Linked DNA regions of Mus musculus: regions 1 and 2 are each linked to region 3. A link is a contact called in ENCODE POLR2A ChIA-PET data. All regions are on one chromosome and are shown on one strand. The core of a region is the stretch at or near the end of the contact, and the rest is flanking DNA. Distances in the headings are between cores, read along the strand shown. Region 1 overlaps Septin9 (septin 9). Region 2 holds the start of Socs3 (suppressor of cytokine signaling 3). Region 3 holds the start of Tnrc6c (trinucleotide repeat containing 6C).

Evidence for each region. ChIA-PET counts read pairs that join two places held with the same protein, here RNA polymerase II (POLR2A).
Region 1: POLR2A ChIA-PET joins it to region 3 with 10 read pairs in embryonic stem cell. The contact joins the enhancer-like site here to the promoter of Tnrc6c in region 3. POLR2A ChIA-PET finds 5 or more read pairs at or near these places in 3 of 5 experiments (Patski and embryonic stem cell).
Region 2: POLR2A ChIA-PET joins it to region 3 with 11 read pairs in embryonic stem cell. The contact joins the promoter of Socs3 here to the promoter of Tnrc6c in region 3. POLR2A ChIA-PET finds 5 or more read pairs at or near these places in 3 of 5 experiments (Patski and embryonic stem cell).

Annotation. Positions count from the first base shown.
Region 1 is chr11:117,317,159-117,319,858 of GRCm38, reverse strand. The region is part of intron 2 of Septin9 (septin 9); the gene reads right to left. Among named protein-coding and RNA genes, the nearest start is that of Gm34065, 8.5 kb to the left of the region's middle. Within about 2 kb of position 1,423, at least 3 of the 3 ENCODE cell types and tissues checked have a DNase peak (open chromatin) inside an H3K27ac peak, as active enhancers do.
Region 2 is chr11:117,967,993-117,970,692 of GRCm38, reverse strand. It overlaps Socs3 (suppressor of cytokine signaling 3), which reads left to right and starts at 1,327. Exons shown (of 2, transcript NM_007707.3): 1 at 1,327-1,818; 2 at 2,375-2,700. The coding sequence starts at 2,463.
Region 3 is chr11:117,652,850-117,655,549 of GRCm38, reverse strand. It overlaps Tnrc6c (trinucleotide repeat containing 6C), which reads right to left and starts at 1,261. Exons shown (of 22, transcript NM_198022.2): 1 at 864-1,261.

The sequences.
Region 1 (2,700 bases), core at 174-2,673, 340 kb after region 3:
TCAGTCTTCTGCCAAACCCAGTAATGAATCCCACATTGCTGGGTCCCCCTCCGCCCTCTGACTGAGCTCTGAACAGCTGGCCCACAGAAGGTACTGAAGCTGAGAGTGGAGAGGAGCCTGCAGAGTCCCACATCCCACCCACCCCTTCCTCTGCAGATAAGGCCCCTCTGTTCCGGCTCTGGCCTGGGAAAGCTCTGTGTATGAGTGTCTCTCTCTCTCTCTCTCTCTCTCTCTCTCTCTCTCTCTCTGTGTGTGTGTGTGTGTGTGTGTGTGTGTGTGTGTGTGTTCGTTAACCCTTTCGTGCAAGGCACATCCTCAAGGCTTCCTGTCCCCAGCAAAGGTGCACGCCACCACAGCAGAGAAAGCTAGGAAACCAATCATCAATAACACACCTCCCACACCACTAAGCCAGTGACAGAGCTTAGGGAAGAGGCCCAAATTTAAACTATCAGTTTGCCTTAGCCAACAGCCGTGAGACCTCTCTGTGCCTTCATCCCTTCTCTGTGAAACACTAATAATGGCAAAGACCCAATAGGACAGGGCCGATGGATTCAAGGAGGTGCTTACTGTAGGTAAAGGGCCCTTAAACACATTGGGACCACAAAGCTCTAATGCCTATCAGCCACATGAATCCGACAGACCTCAGCTCAGCTCAGCAGCTCAGAAGAGCTGGCTCGGTTGGTGCCCGGAACTGTCTGGCAGCCAAAGGTAAGGTCCCCGCTTCCTCTGAGCTCTGCCTGTTCTAGAAGCAGCCACAGCTGGAGTCTAGTCTTAGTTCCAAGAGGTGACCTTTCTGAGTCAGAGACCACAGGGACCCCTGGGGCTACCAGTGTCCGGATATGAGGATATAGCACCATGACTCTCTGACCTCCTCAAACCCACGCTTCTCTCCCCTGCTTCAGTTCTAGTCATGGTGCCCAGGGCATTCTGGGACCTGAGCCTTGGCCCTGTACTGTACACAGCTGCCCTCGAATTTCTGCCTCCAGTGGCCACGTGGCTCGGCCTACCAATGAGGGGAGAGTGCAGCCCAACAGGAATTGACTGGCTGCAATCTACAAACCCAGACAAGGGTGAGCCAAGCCATGAAGCCCTGGAGATCCTCTGTTAGCCTCTGCAGTCCCACTGAGGTGAAAGGTTATCCTCTCTACCCAGAATTCTGAGGGGCCTATTGGAGTGAAAGAAACACAGGGATGCAAAAGTGTCTGTCCCCAGCCATACAGCTGCCACATGCTGGGGCCAGAGGCAGAGCCCCAGCCGATCTTGCTCTCCACAGCACAGTCATGTCCCAAAGAAACAGACAGACTATACAGACAGCAGGTCACTGTGGAGGGAAGGACCCTGTTACACAGTACAGGCCCCCTAGAGTCACACCATGGTACACCAGCCCACAAAAGGCAAACCTGAGAGCTGTAGCCAAGTGAGAATGCACAGGTGACAGATGACTGCTGTGACCAAACTCTCCCCACATGGAGTTAAGGACAGCAAGATGGCGTTGGAGTCCCACAGGGTATACTCCAGGTCAGGGGTCTTCTGAACTGAAGGAAGGGCTTAATCAACACCACATGGCACCATTTCACATGGCAAGTGTGAGCATGTGCAGGACCGTTAGAGCAACACAGCAAGCCCCATGGGCAACACGAAGGGCCAGTGCCTGGGCTGGGGACCCTGGAAGGAGGAAAAGATGTCCTGTGGATGCAGGGAATCAGCCGCCGCCAGCCCAGTGATTCTCTCCCTCTGCTCGCTCATCTCCATGGTGTTGGCATCTCAGCCCACTGTGGGCAACTGGTCACACTTGAGTCTCAGCCCAACCGCTCTCAGGCCCTAGAAAGCCGACGAGTCAGTCACAGCGCAGGGCACAGCTGCTGCTTCCGGGGAGGCCGTGTCAGGCTCGAGGGTGATTGGGAAGCAGCTGGAGCCCTGTGCCTTGTGGCAGCTAAATGACACTCGGTCTTACTCTGGTCTGGCCAGAGCAAGGGCGGCCTTGTCCTGCTTGCTCCCCCGGTGGCGGGGTGACCATCTGAGCAGATGCTGCCCCTGCCTCTCCTGCCCAGGCCCCCATGTGCTAGGGGCTGAAGACATCAGTCTTGGTGTCAGATAACAGGCAGCAGCTGTGCACCCTGGGCCTCCCGGAGGGCTTTCTCTTTCCTTCCGTATAGTGAAGATCCCCACAGAAGGAGGATCTTCACACGGTGGCCAAGGACAGTGAAGAGGGGGTCCTTCATGACATCCCTGGGCAGCCTGGGCTCAGGAACAGCTCATTGTGAGCTTCAGCAAATGGCTTCTCCCTTGCGGCTGAAGCCATCTGGAGCCGGCTTTCTGCTGCCGGAAGCCTAAACGCATCCAGCTACGGACGGTGGTGGGCACCCTGGGAAGGGAGGGGATCCTCTGACTTGAACTGGCAGTGCTTAAGTGGACAGTCCCCTCTGAGAGCCAAGGGACAGGGGCTCCCGGGGAAAGGAAACACAGCCGGCTGCTCTCTGTGAGAACAGAGACCGAGATGGCAACTCAGATCCCAAGTCAGCAACTCCGTCCGTCCCTGGGATTCTGTCCGTACCCCGCTAGCTGGCTGCCAGGGAGAGCAGTCAGTTGTCAGCATCCTGAGATCCAAGAATAAGCTGAGAAGGGAAACTACCAGGCAAGTTGCTGGTAAGAGCCACTGTTTCCTGTCCATCCCCCCCACTTCCTTAAGCCCCACTCAAT
Region 2 (2,700 bases), core at 78-2,577, 320 kb before region 3:
CTCTTAGTTCCTCAGCATCAGTGGAGCAGATTGGACACAGTGGGCCAGAAGGGAAGCAGGCAGCCCTCCCTCCTAGCCCAAGCTACTCTGTGTAGTCAGTTTGCCCTCCTACTGGTGTTACAAGAAGCCTGTGGTATCCAAGAGGGCAGGTCAGAAAGCCCACTGAGAGCAGACACTGTGTGTCACTTAGCTGGTTCTCAGGTGGCTGCCACTTCCTGCTGCCTGTTGCAAAACTCGACACTAGGCCTTTATAGATACTCACGTGACCAGGAGTAAACAACCTTTCACCTCAATCACCTGCTCTTATCAATACTCCCTCTCCACCCCACCATCGGGAAAGTTCAGACACCTTAAAACGTAGAGGCAAGAGAGGGTCCATTCTGACACCTCAGCGACTTTCAGGCAGTGGCTGAACCCGTTACAACGCTCTGTGGACAGTCCTCCTAGTCGACATTCCTTCTCAGGTTTGACCCTGTCCTGGGAAGTGAGGCTTCTCTCTCTGGGTTCCCCACTCCTGTTCTTGAATAAGGAGCCCCACAACCTCTTATTCTCTCTATACAGAGCCTGGGAAACAGCAAAACTCGGCTCGCCTACAAGACTCCAGCGCGCCCTCTGGTGGACTCGGGGGACGAGCATGGGATGAGGGTTTCTTTCCTCTAGCTCCCCCACCGCGCCGAGAGTACCTGGGCGGACCCACAGTTCGCCACGCAGGTTGGGAGGCCCAGATGAGTGATAAGGTAGTAGTTAGCTGCTCCTCCCACCCCACTCCCCAAAGGACATCAGCACCCACGTCTGTCACCGAAGAACCAGGCAATGGGCGGATGAGCTGAGGCCAGGTAGCTGCTTCTAAGTCAGTGTCTCCTCCACTTCTGGATCTCACAGCTTCATCTTTTGGACCTGTCTACAGGTAAATGTCGCGCATCCCCCTCCTCCACTTCCTAGGTCCCCAGTGGGCTGGTGGCTGAATGGTCCTACGTCCCTTTTGGTTGGCACGGGATGCTTGGAACTGTACATGAGGACCTCGGAGTGGCCTGGGTGCAGAGGGAGGGGAGCGTCCCCGCGGGGATCAAAAGAAAGGGAAGGGGTGCCAGGAGGGAGCCTCTCCCGGCTGGCCTCCTAGAACTGCCCGCGCGCTCCCATCGCGACGCCCCCGCCTCTGCCAGAAACCAGCCTTCTTAGAAGGGAGGGGGGGGAAAGTGTGAATGAGAAGTTGGGGGCGGAGCGCGCGGGGGAGGGGCCGCTGCCAGGAACGCTCGGCCAAGGCTGGCGCCGCGCCCGCCGGTCGGGCAGCCTCGCGCCGCGCTTTGTCTCCCTCTCGGTGAGTCTCGGCGGGTCCTGGAGGCCCCAGCTCCAAGCCCGCCCTCCGCGGCCCCTCCCTCGCCCTCCGCGCACAGCCTTTCAGTGCAGAGTAGTGACTAAACATTACAAGAAGACCGGCCGGGCAGTTCCAGGAATCGGGGGGCGGGGCGTACTGGCCGGGTAAATACCCGCGCGCGCGGCCTCCGAGGCGGCTCTAACTCTGACTCTACACTCGCCTGCTCTTACGACCGCTGTCTCTCCGGGCTCCCGGACGCCCCCTTCCCGGCCCAGCTCTCCGTCGAGGTCCCTCGCCCAGGTCCTTTGCCTGATTCGCCCAGGAGTGCGCCTCATCGGCCCGGGGAGCAGCGAAGCCAGAGGGGGCGCACGCACGGGGAGCCCCTTTGTAGACTTCACGGCTGCCAACATCTGGGCGCAGCGCGAGCCACTGCTGGCCGCCGCCTCGCCTCGGGGACCATAGGAGGCGCAGCCCCAAGGCCGGAGATTTCGCTTCGGGACTAGGTAGGAAGGAGGGGCGCGGTGTGGGGAAGGGTGGGGGCCTCGGTCCAGCTCGGGAGCTTTTCCCGGTTTCTCCTCCCCTTCCCGGGTCATTCCCGGTAGGGAGGGGACGAGGTAGGGGGCAGAGCGGATGAGAACCGAAGATCCCTGATTCCCGTCATACTCAGACTGGGGCCCTCGGGTTTCTCCTGTCCCCTCTCTCACATATCTCGGGTTTGGCACCCCCCTTTTTTCGCCCTCGCCACTGAGGACACCGGACTGAGAGGCGCCCTGAGCGTCCCTAGGGCTCTTGTGTCTCTCCCCATCCTGGCCGCGCTCCTGGAGACCCAACTTCCACGCGCGAGTTTTCTCTGGGCGTCCTCCTAGGGCGGGCAGGGGAAGAGACTGTCTGGGGTTGGCCGGCAGTGACCGAGGACAGTCGAGTTCCGCGAGGTGGCTGGGCCTGAGACACGGTCTAAAGCGGGGCAAAGGGGTGCCCCGGGCGCTAGGCGGAGGCTGGAGGGCCGGGCACGCTGGAGGGTTCCGGGCACTCACGCGCCTCACGCTTTGCTCTCTGCAGCTCCCCGGGATGCGGTAGCGGCCGCTGTGCGGAGGCCGCGAAGCAGCTGCAGCCACCGCCGCGCAGATCCACGCTGGCTCCGTGCGCCATGGTCACCCACAGCAAGTTTCCCGCCGCCGGGATGAGCCGCCCCCTGGACACCAGCCTGCGCCTCAAGACCTTCAGCTCCAAAAGCGAGTACCAGCTGGTGGTGAACGCCGTGCGCAAGCTGCAGGAGAGCGGATTCTACTGGAGCGCCGTGACCGGCGGCGAGGCGAACCTGCTGCTCAGCGCCGAGCCCGCGGGCACCTTTCTTATCCGCGACAGCTCGGACCAGCGCCACTTCT
Region 3 (2,700 bases), core at 12-2,511:
GAGAGCGAGCGCGGGGGTTGGGGGGAACGGCTAAGTGTCCGACCCCTGGGTCCCCATCCCGATGTCGCACGCCCGGCCAGGAGCTCGCAGTCCGTGCCTCTCCTCCGCCCGTCAACCCCGGCCGGCGCCGCACGCGGGTAGCTCGGGGCCGCCGCGCTCCGGCTCGGCCGAACAAAGGGCCCGAAGACCTCCGGGCGCTGCGGCGGTGGCGCTCTCACCTGGGCTCCGTCCCCGGCGGCGGCTCCGCGGGGCTCCGGCGGCGCGGGCCTGGCGGTGGAGAGGTCGCTCTCGGCCGCCCGGGGCCCTCGGGGGCGCTCCGGCGGCGGGGGCCCGCTCAGTGCCGGCGCCGCAGGATCGAGTCCGGGCGCGGGCGGCGGGTGGGCGGCGGCACGTCCCGGCAGGTCCAGGTCCAGTGCCCGCGACGCCGCGACGCGCCCTGCTCCTAAGTCTCGGCGGGCCGCGGCTCGGACGCAGCCCGGGTCTGAGGCGGGGACGGCGATGGGCGGCTGGGCGCGGGGCCGCTCCGCTCCCTCCGCCTCAGGCTCCGGCTCGAGCGGGCCCGCGGCGGCGGCGGCGGGAGCGCGACGGCGCGAGGACCGCCTGTCACGGGGGCGGCCGGGGTGACCCGGCGGCTCTCAGGGCTGCACGGCGACGCGGACGGCGACGGCGGCTGCGGCTCCCGGGGCCGTCGCGCTGAGGTGCGGAGCTGCCACCGCGGCCATCTTGTTGCTCTAACTGACAAGAACCCCCCTCCCCCCGCTCCAGCCAGACGCGGCGCTCGCGCCCCCGGCCCCGCCCCGCGTGGGCCTCCAACAGGAAGTCGTACCGGCCCCCGGCACGTGACTCCCACCGCATCTGCATACCGGAGGGCGGAATGGCCAATCAGCGCCCTGATCCTGAGCTCCGCCTCCAGGCAGTGCTCCCGATCCCATTGGTTCGTCACGAAAAGACCACGCCTCCTCCTTCTCCCCTAATACCCGCCCGCGCTGTGGTCGTCCAGACCGCGCGTGGAGCGCGCGGGGGTGCGAGCTGCGCGTTCTTCACGCGCCTCGGACGCGCGCCTTTCCTCGGAGCTGACGCTCCTTCCCGGTCAATGCGGAGAGCCGTGCGGAATTCTCCCGTGGCCGCTTGCCTTCACGCTTTTGGGCACTGTGACTCCGCGTTAGCTTGCGCACCAAAGGGCCGCAGATTCAGTTCTGCGTAGCCGCCTCCGTTCTCCGGTTCTGCGCCCCGCCGTATCCCGGGTTTGCGCAGCGTTTTCGCCCGGCGGCGCTGGCCCTCTGCGCAGCGGCGCCCTGAACCTGGCGCACGCACTGGCGCGCCTCCGGCCCGTGCCGTGCACACGCCCTGTACCTCCCTACGGTGCACACTCGTACGTGCGCGGGACGCGGCCTAGAAGCTCGCTGCGCGCTCCTCGCGGCATCCTCTTGGCCCCCTCCTTCGCTCAGAGGCTCCCCGGGGATTGCTCTGACGCGAGCCAAACAATCCCGGCTGCAAAGCAGCCCCCTGGGGAGGCCTGCTTTCCCCGCAGCTACTCCACCCTACAGCGAACGCAACCTGCCCACCCCAAGCCCTGGGCTGAGACTACACACCCCGCATTTTCTTCCTGGCTCTGGGAAGCCCGCGGTGGTCCTCCATTCTTTGGCTCCTCCTTGGTATACATATACGTAATAATCTGGTGGGTAAGGTCCGAAGCACTGTGCGCTCCGTAGAGTCCCTTTCAAGTTTCTGTTCAAGCCACGGGAAGATTTTGAAAGCTCATATTTTTCTCCACAGAGGGTGATGGAAGGAGCCTAATTCCTCTCCACCACCACTCCCGACCCTGATGTTCTGGTAGATCCGCGATGCTTCTGAAAGTTGTCAGTGCTGTAAGAGGCCATTCCCTGTCTATGTGTTCCCGTCTGGAAGAAGAGACAACGCTCTAGTAGTACCTTCGAGATGCAGTTTTGCTGCCGCCAGTGTCATGTTTTGAAATGTTTGTGGAGAAAAGGGACACAACAGACTTGCTGCTCTCGTTTCCCTTCAGGGTCCCGTGAGCTCTGTACACTCCTTTCTTTCTATTATATTTTAAGCCTTCTGGTCGTCAGATTTACTTACTCTCCGAAGTCGGCTTCAAACGTCTGTTGTGTATTTTTCATCCTGCAAACCCATATCCCCTAGAAAGATCTGATGGCAGATGTGGCTCTCACAGAGACTTCTGCCTTTTCTATTCAGCATTTTATTGACTTCAGTTTAATTCTTGACTGCTGAGAACCTGTATCTTTTGTGTCTCAAAAGTCCAGATATTATCACATGATCCAGGAAGGAGCACAAATAGCATCCTGCAGTTACACAGCATGCACTAGGTAGATTGCTAAATCCATGAGGAGCCCAGAGTCTGGGTGCAAACAACACTGTAAAACTTCAGTTATTGGAATATTGAACCAAAATGACGTCATTTAGCATTTGTCCTTGCCATTCATTGACTTTGTGACCATGACCTCTCCTCTCTTCCAGCTTTCTTTGTGATCGTCCCCTCCCCTCGAGCTTACTTAGCCTGGCACAATAAGGATCTCTTCCTACCTTAGATATCCTAACACCACTAGAAAAGGTGGGCTATATCTTTTGGAATGAAAATTAGACTCATAGTTTGGAATATGGACTTGTGGTGGTAGAAAGAATATTTGAGGAAGAGGGGTGTACCTCAGAGGTAAAGTGTCA